Linked DNA regions of Homo sapiens: region 1 is linked to region 2. A link is an interaction called in ENCODE POLR2A ChIA-PET data of the cell type or tissue named here. Cell type or tissue: HepG2. All regions are shown on one strand. Each heading gives the region's core, and the rest is flanking DNA. Links, peaks and the distances in the headings are about the cores only.

Evidence for each region. Peaks named below come from ENCODE experiments on the same cell type or tissue, not always from the same donor. Only the 100,000 strongest peaks of a DNase experiment are listed, where the experiment ranks them.
Region 1: POLR2A ChIA-PET joins it to region 2 with 13 read pairs; 4 of 35 experiments call an interaction of 5 or more read pairs at or near these places.

What each region holds. Positions count from the first base shown.
Region 1 is chr21:44,909,600-44,913,973 of GRCh38, forward strand. ITGB2 (integrin subunit beta 2) reads right to left here. Exons shown (of 16, transcript NM_000211.5): 2 at 1,126-1,186; 3 at 685-773. The coding sequence starts at 1,183. LOC107987303 (a long non-coding RNA gene) reads right to left here and starts at 675. Exons shown (of 2, transcript XR_001755083.2): 1 at 1-675. RefSeq lists enhancers at 1-60, 2,773-2,822, 4,142-4,374. In HepG2, for the core only: a CTCF peak has its summit at 2,208 (motif pointing left); DNase peaks (open chromatin) are centred at 742, 2,182, 3,170 and 4,032; H3K4me3 peaks cover 1,995 bases.
Region 2 is chr21:45,010,479-45,014,852 of GRCh38, forward strand. No RefSeq gene overlaps it. Among named protein-coding and RNA genes, the nearest start is that of PICSAR, 7.9 kb to the left of the region's middle. RefSeq lists enhancers at 1,401-2,600, 1,486-2,471, 2,472-3,455 and a silencer at 2,236-2,530. In HepG2, for the core only: CTCF peaks have their summits at 1,908 (motif pointing left) and 2,916; DNase peaks (open chromatin) are centred at 2,043, 2,843 and 4,063; H3K4me3 peaks cover 1,269 bases.

The DNA of each region.
Region 1 (4,374 bases), core at 297-4,296, 100 kb before region 2:
ATTCTGAGCCTGAGACAGCTGAGCACAGGGTGAGCCTGGGTGACAAAATCCACCAGGAAAATATGCTCACGAAGACATCATTGGGACAACCAATAAAATATGCGTAGTGTGTAGGTTTGATGATAATGAGATACCAATGCTGAATTTCCTGAATTTGATACATGAATTTATCAAATATAGATATACATGTATCAAAATACATTTACATCAAAGTACATTTCCTCTTGGCCACCTTGTCCCTGCAAAGCCCCTGGATTCTGATAAGGGCTGTGTTTGGTGGGTCCCGTCACTGGCCCCAAACCTGCTGACTCTGCAGGAAAGCGTGCTGGCGATGCGGGGCCAGAAGCGCGCGTGTTTCTGCACTTGCTTACGTAGTTTTGTAAGTGAAAACCTTGTTCTTAAGAAAGACCTCCCTTGAAGTACTAAGAGACAAAGGGCTCCATGTCTACAACCTACTCGGAAATGGCTGAGAAAAAATACAAGTGTGTGTTCTGTGTGTGTTTCCAAACAGACCACACATCAGAACCTCAGGGGCCCCTTGAGGGGAGGGTGAGGCCAGGGTCTGGGGACCCCCTCAAAAAGAAAATGGAGTTGTTGGTCCTCTGGGTGCCACTGGCTTCAGGGGCAGGAAAGGGCCCTCACCCAGGAGCTGGGCAGGTGGGGAGGGGTCCAGGAGGCACTTACCAGCTTCTGGCACCAGGTGCAGCCGGGCCCCGACTCGATGCATTCCCGGCAGCTGCTGACCTTGAACTTCGTGCACTCCTGAGAGAGGACTGAGGGACGAGGCCGGCTGGTGAGTGGGTGCTCTGGGCCGCCCTGCCCACACCCAAGGGGGAGTAGAGCAGGAAGGTCAGAGGAGGCCCAAAAAGACAGGGAGGCAGCCTCCAGGAGGAGACCCCGCATTCGCCACCACCCCCAGGTGCAAAGAGGGGCCCTCGGGAAACAGCACAGCTACAGCCTCCTGGCACGTGCGGAGACGAGGCCTGAGTCCCCGACCTACCCCCAGTGGCAAGGTCCTTCCCCAGCCTCCCGGGAACTTCTGTCTATGGGAAAGTGAGGGCAGGCCCTGTTCTCCCTGATTGGAATGTCACGCGTGGAGTCCCCTCCGTGGAACACAGAACTCACCGCACCCGAGGGAGAGCAGCCCCACCAGGGCGAGCAGTGGGGGGCGCAGGCCCAGCATGTCCTGTGGAGGGAAGGGGTCTTGGTGACGGTCTCAGGCCCAACCCCTGGGGCTGACCACCCATGAAGCTCCCCTCCAGCTGGCCTGGGACAAGGAGCTGGGGCCCTGTCCCTGCTGCAGGGGGTGGGTTAGGGTCAGGCCAGCACAGCTGCACTGGGCCCAGCTGCCAACAGCCAGGGAGGGAGGGATCCCGGGCTCAGCAGTGCGGGCAGCACACCTGCTCAGCCAGGCACCCAGGACAGCTGCAGCGGGCCCCTGCAGAGGCACACAACACAGGCACACACACACATGCAGACGTGTACACACACCACACATGCACGTGTACGTGCATACAGATGTGTGCCTGACTGCATGTACACACCACGTGCATGCACACACCACACATATACATGCATCACACCACACATATGTACACACAGAGATGTATACACCCCTTACCCACACCATACTCCCCGCAAGACACTACACACCACACACAAATATACACATGCACACGTACACACACATACACACCACACAGACACACACACCACACGCACACACCATACACACGTGCAAATGTACACGCACACAAACACCAGAACCCCACACACCCGGTGTGTGCACTCTGCCCCAGTGTGCCCCAGGTCCTCCGTGAGCAGAGCCTGTGCTTGGAGGAGAGCTGGGCTTGGCCCTGTCTCTCTGTGGCAGAAACATAGCCAGGAAGAGAAAGCTGGCTGGATGCCCGCGGGTGCCAGGCTGTGTGCCAGGAAGAGAAAGCTGGCTTGATGCCCGCGGGTGCCAAGCTGTGTGCTAGGCCTGCCCAGGAGCCCTGCAGTCCCTGCCAGGTGGGAAAAAAAGTCACCTGACTTGCCCAAGCCACCAGTTGCCGGGGTCCTGCCCTTTTGTTTCCAGATACACACCCACCCCGTCCTTAACCCACGCATCCACAGCCAGGGGCGGCTCAGTGGTCACTCACAGGCCCTCGGCCCCAGAGGCAAAATGACGGAAGCAGGCCTCAGCCTGGTGCTGGAGGCCGGCAGCACCTCCTAGCGGGCAGCAGGGCCGTTCCACCCCTGGGTTCCCTTCCCTCCATCCGGGAGGTGCCCAAACCAGGCCTAGGTCGGCTCCTTGGGGGGTCTTAGGGCTTCCTAGGTGGGGTGGGCCCCTGGGTCTGACCTCCCAGGACCTGAGAACATTATAGCTGGCTGGGACCCTTTTATCTGGCACCAAGAAGGTGGAGAGGTACTGAGAAGGGGTACCCAGGAGCCTTCCTGTCATGGTGGGCAGGAAGACATTTCCGTTACCCTGGGGCTGTTGTCAGAAGCAAAGATCAACACACCTCCTCCAGCAAATGCCAGTTCCTGTCACGGCCTCCCAGGCTGCTGGGGCGTTCCTGCCCCACACCCTTCCCTCGGGTGGTGCTGGCAGGGCCACCCAAGGTTCAGTGGGCAGACCCAAGCCAGCAGAGCCCCAAACTAGGGCCTGCCGGCTTTGAAGACAGCGCTGGGTGCTGTGCTGTGGCCCGGGAGGCTCGGGTGCCCTCAGCCACAGGCCCTGGCTCCCCTCCATCCCCCGAAAGCCCTGCACCTGTGCTGGGGGCTCTGAGGCCAACGGAACACCCACCAGGGGCCCATCTGAGGATCCCACAGCTTAGACGCCCCAACAAGCCCCAAGGTCCTGTTGTTTTGGCAGTGACCTCATTCCCTGGTTCCCAGCAAAATTATAATCAGAATACAAAAATGTCAAAAGGGAACCCTTGATCCTTCCCGTCCTGGGGTCAAAAACAGAACCTGCACCCTGCTGTAACTTCCTGGAGGAGGTGGTTTTGGTTCACATTGGGCCCACCCTGTGTCTGAAAGCCCCCATATCTCTGATCGTTGGGGGTTGTGGTTCAGGCCGAGGCCAGTTCCAGCTCTCCATCTGGGCCCCCTCAAAGTCCTGCGCCTGGACTGACCTCGGTGCCACGAGTGCCCACCAGCCCCTCAGCTGATCGGAGGCCCTGTGCGTGCTGGAGCTACCCCAGGGTGCAGGGTCCAGCCAGCTTCAGGACTCCCCCAGGGTGCAGGGTCCAGCCGGCTTCAGGACTCCCCCAGGGTGCAGGGTCCAGCCGGCTTCAGGACTCCCCCAGGGTGCAGGGTCCAGCCGGCTTCAGGACTCCCCCAGGGTGCAGGGTCCAGCCGGCTTCAGGACTCCCCCAGGGTGCAGGGTCCAGCCGGCTTCAGGACTCCCCCAGGGTGCAGGGTCCAGCCGGCTTCAGGACTCCCCCAGGGTGCAGGGTCCAGCCGGCTTCAGGACTCCCCCAGGGTGCAGGGTCCAGCCGGCTTCAGGACTCCCCCAGGGTGCAGGGTCCAGCCGGCTTCAGGACTCCCCCAGGGTGCAGGGTCCAGCCGGCTTCAGGACTCCCCCAGGTCGCAGCTGCGCCAAGTGGGGAGGGGGTGCAGACCTCCCCTGGCAGCCCCAGCCAGGCTGGTAAGGACTCACACCCCAGCTCCACGCTCTCCCTGGGGCCGCAGACATGAGGTCTCCGCCCCTAACACAGTCGTGACCAGTGGCATGCAAACACTTCATACCCTCAAATGGGGAAACTGAGGGCCCCAGCAGCAGCAAGATATGGACCTGGTGCCCAGTTACCCCGGGCACTCCCACCTGCCCACAGGGAGAGGGGGTGCACCTTGATTCCAGCAGGATTGGCTCAGAGACCACGGCACCCCAACCTTGACCACAGGAAGGGGGCTGGTGGGGAGCCACCTTCTCCCCACTGTTGCTCCTCCATGAGCAGCCCTGGGGGGCTTGGAGCTGGGGGCACAAGAGAAGCCAGGCCCTGCCCCACCCCCCAATGCCAGTGGCTGAGCCCAGACAAACAGCTGGGGATGAAGGTCCGCTCCAGGAGGTAAGGCAGTGCACTGAGCCTGGCAGCCAGCCTCCCTTCTGTGGGAGAACAGGGCAGGGCAGCCCCTCTGCCCAGCAGCCAGGATGGCCCACGGAGGTCCAGGGCCTCACCTGAGGCCTGAGAGACCAAGACCCCATCAGGCCTATCTGCCTCAGTTTCCTCCATGTGCCTGGAGGTGGTCGAAGGGCCTGTGCCAGCTCCCTGGGGGATGGGAATGGGTAAGGCACAGATGTAGGGCAGCATTCGGGCAAACAGGTGCCTGGCCACTGTCACCTCTGGTGCCCTGAGGCTAAGCCGGCAGAGCTGCAGGGCAGGAGGG
Region 2 (4,374 bases), core at 116-4,115:
TATTGAGACAATCACATTGTTCTTCTTTCAGTTTGTTAATATGGTGACTTAAATTGATTTTTACGTGTTCAATCCTTAAGACAATCCTGATATATTGGGGAAAATTCTCCTTGGTTATGATGTATCATCTTTTTAATATGTTGTTGGGTTCAATTTAGTAAGCTTTTGTTTAGGACTTCTAAAGGGGGATGCTTGTTCCTATATTCTTCTCCTGTAATGTCTTTGGTTTTCATATCAAGATCATGCTGGCCTCCTGGAAGGACTTGAGAAAAATCCCTGCTTTTCAACTTTCTGGAAGAGCTTATGTAGAATTGCTATTAGCTCTTTCTTAAATGTTGGCTGGAGCTCCCCTGTGAAGCCGTCTAAGCCCGGGGTTATTTTGTATGTGAGAGGGGAAGATTTTTAACTACAGATTCAATTTGCTCATCAGCCTTCTGCTGCCTCTCAGGGGCCCTCTGTGCCTTTCCAGGGTTCTCGCTAGGTGCAGCTCCCCTCTCTCACCCTCTGCCCTGCAAGCTGTGGCTGCCTTGGTCTCCCCGACTCTCAGCGTCCTCAACTCAGGAGATCCCTGGCTCCACCTGCGTCACCTCCCAGCACTGTGACCTGGAAACTCTCTCCGGGAGGTCGGCCGGGCCCTCAGAGGGCTCATCGCGTCCGTGTCCCATTTCTCGGGTCACGGCTCCTTTTTGTCTGATGCCCATTGCCTTGAGGACCCTGGTTTCAATAGTCTTGTCTCTTATTTAGTTGTTTTGGGCAGATAAGTACATTCAGCCCCTGTCACTCCATCTTGTCTAGAAGTGGAAGTCTACTGTCTTTTATTTCTTTCACTAGAATAGTAATTTAATACATGTTTATTGTAGGAAATCTAGAAATACAAAGATACATGAAGAAAATGGTAGGAATCACTTATAGTCTCACCGACAGCTAACACGTTTAGTGTTCTCAACAGCACAATATTCTCCATCTCTGCTGAGACCCATCCCAGCAGAGGGGTGCCCGCACGGCGAGGCCGGCACAGGCCCGCGTGGGACCCACTGCCAACGCCGAAGCCAGGGTGTGACCTCTAGCTGCAGGGCCAAGGCACTGAGGGGCAGCCCCACTCACCCCTCCTTCCAACCTCTCCAGCAACAATCGGTGAGCCCCGACCCTGCCTGGAACCCTGGGGCCAGGTCGTCTGTCTGGACAGCGGCCTACAGGGAACGCACCAGAAGGTGTGGTGGGGTGGTGCCTCCCACCAAATCCACCAAAATTTGAGGAGCAGCCGCATCAAGCCCCTTTCATTGCACGTCTGAATCCCCACGCGTGGCGTTTCCTTAGAGGCAATTTCTGAAAAAGGGATTTCTGCTCAAAGTGTGTGAGCCTGTCAGGCTCTGCCCAGTATGCCAAGTCTGCAGGACCGCGTCACATTTGACCAGATAATTATTTGGGAACAGCACCCGCATGGAGCAGCCCCACAGAAGCTTCGAGCCCACACCTGGGTTCTGGCCCATTGTGTTCACGCCCCCCACACCCCGCCCGACCCCAGCTGCCGCAGGAGGGCCGGCTGATAGAGGTGGTGCAGACATTGGTCCTCACAGCCGGGCAGCCTTGAGGGGACCACACACCGCCCCGCCCAGGGCCTCCAGCACCTCGGCTCACTGCCCCGGTTCCAGCAGGAATGGGGGCCACACAACCCGAGAAACACAGACCACGCCACTGCCGAGCTGCACGAGCTTCAGCTGCAACAAATCGCCACAGAGCAGGCAGCTGCAACATCAGAAATGGACGTTCTCACAGCTCCAGGTCCAAAGTGGTTTCACTGGGCACAATAAAGGTGTAAGGTGTCTGCAGGACTCCTCGAGGCTCCTGCCGCCTCAGCCCCCGCGCTGCCCCCTTGGCCTCCCTCTCGTGGCCAGCAGAGCAGCACAGCGCTGGTGACACGTGGTCTGGTGGGGCAGACCTCCCCTGCTAAGAACACCAGAGGCGCCTCAGTCCCACCCGGATGATCCGAGATAATCCCCCGTCTCAGGGCCTCTCACTGAGTCCCCCCTGCAAACATTCCTGCCAGGTGAGGTCACTTTCCAGGGATTGGGGCCCGGACATTCCAGGGCCATCACTCAGCCCACCACACAGTGAAAGCACAGGATGCAGTGTCACAATCAGACCAAAGAACTGTTCCTTAGCTCCTCTTAGGGGCAGAATAGAGAGCACAGGGCTGAGGAGTGGCCCCCTCATGGTCCCCCTATCTCACCTGCCTCAGGTCACCTCCAGACCCTTTAACACCCAATGGTGACATTTCAGAGGCAAGGAACAGATGGACAGAAATCAGGGATTTGTGCCTGCAGGGAGTGGTGGGCGGGGTTCAGGGCTGAGCGAAGGAAGCTCCGGCAGACAGGTCCTGGCAGGAGGCTGCAGAGAGGAGGCGGCACCTGAGCCCGAAGGGAGCAGCTGGGGAAGAGGTGTCTGGATGGGACATGCCTGCCACTGACCCAAGTCTGTTCCTGTGGGTTACCCATTTCCCACGTAGACTTCTTAAGGATGGCAGCCTGGGCAATGCCCTTGTCTCTGTCCCCAACGCACACCTGGAACTGAGGGGGGAACGCATCTGTAGTGAAAGGAAGAGAAAGAGTAAAGCTGCAGCAACTCTTGGAGGGCTGAACCTGGGAGCCCAGGGAGGTGAAAGCAGATGGAGGCCCCAGTCCTGGGGAGGTGAAGGCAGGGGCAGAGGGGCCTTGATGGTGGTGGGGCGTGGTGGGGGCGTTGCAGAAACAGCAGCCAGGCTGGTGACTCTGGGGACTCCCCCTGCAGGGAGAGGGAGGCCCCGGCTAAAGGCCAAGGCTGCCCCGCACCCAGCGAGCTGTGCAAACAGCCAGCAGAAGGCCCACCGGCCCTCTGGGGACAGAGCTGAACTCACCCTGGGCTCTGCAGTACCACCAGGGGCAGCCTGCTGCTACAGGGCGGGCTCACACCTGGGGGAGCTGTGGGCAAGCAGGCCCTACCTTGGGGGCTGGCACTGCTGTGGGTCCCCTGGCTTTCACAGACCGACCACTCATGCCACCGGCACCAAGCGGACCTGGGACCTGCACGCCCTCGGCTCATCTGAGGGTGATACTGATGGGCTGTGCAAGGTCCCCAGACGCTGATGGGACCTCGATCCCAGCCAGTGTCAGGGCTCTTGACACCACCGCGAGAAGGAATTCAAGGACAAGTCCGAAAATAGTCAAAGTACAGAGATTTATTGCAAAGTGAAAAGTCTACACTCAAGAGGGGAGTTCGCGTGGACTCACAAGACAGTCGCGCAGTGAGGTTTGGGGCTGCTGCCTTTATGGGTTTTTTTTTAAACCAAGGGGCAGAGTCCAAGAAGATTCCTGGAAAAAGGTGGAGATTTCTCAGAACTGTGGTCCCACCAGTTTTTACTCCAAACATGGGTGTTCCCAGAACTGTCCTGGCACCCATGGGTGTGGGATTTAGGATTTTTTTTTTTTTTTTTTTGAGACAGAGTCTCACTCTGTTACCCAGGCTGGAATGCAGTGGTGCGATCTCAGCTCACAGCAACCTCTGTCTCACGGGTTCAAGCAATTCTCCTGCCTCAGCCTCCCGAGTAGCTGGGATTACAGGCATATGCCACCACACCCAGCTAATTTTTGTATTTTTGTAGAGACAGCGTTTCACCACGTTGGCCAGGCTGGTCTTGAACTCGTGACGTCAGGTGATCTGCCTGCCTCGGCCTCCCAAAGTGCTGGGATTACAGGCGTGAGCCACCACACCTGGCCTGGGATTTAGGATGTTAATGAGCGTATCATGAGGTCCTAGGTGAAACCCGGGTCAAATCCAGCACCGGGGTGGGTCCAGTTGGTCTTAGCCAGCTGGGCCCGCACTCTGGTTTTCAGGGTCTTACAGCCTGAAATCTATTTCAACAGTTCCCTTTGGCTGGTCCTGGAAAACTGCTGCCTGGAATTTTCTATCCTCTTGCAACCACCCTGTATGATTCCTGTCTCAGGGGATCTGAACTCCTGTTCCCAGGGGGAAGACAGCAGGAAGCCAATACACACACACACTGTGGGCAGAGAGAAACCAAGTGGCAGAGGGGAGAGAGACAAGAGGGGCCGCCCCCGCCGAGCAGGGCCTGGTTGGGGGAGGAGCCACTCGGGGCCCTGGGCGGAGACAGAAGGGGCAGCAGGTGCGAAGCTGGCAGGTTCAGCCCGGGCCAGGGGAGCCGAGAGAGGTGCGGCGAGGGGCAGGGAGGCAGGAAACAGTGTGCCAGGCCCCTGGGCCTTGAGAGGGGTTAGGGTTGAACTCTGAGTGCAACAAGAGGCCCAGGAAGTTTCCAGCACGGAGGCAGACAGGACCTAGTGTGACAGCGAGGCTCCCATAGTGCCGTGCGCCAGCTAGCAT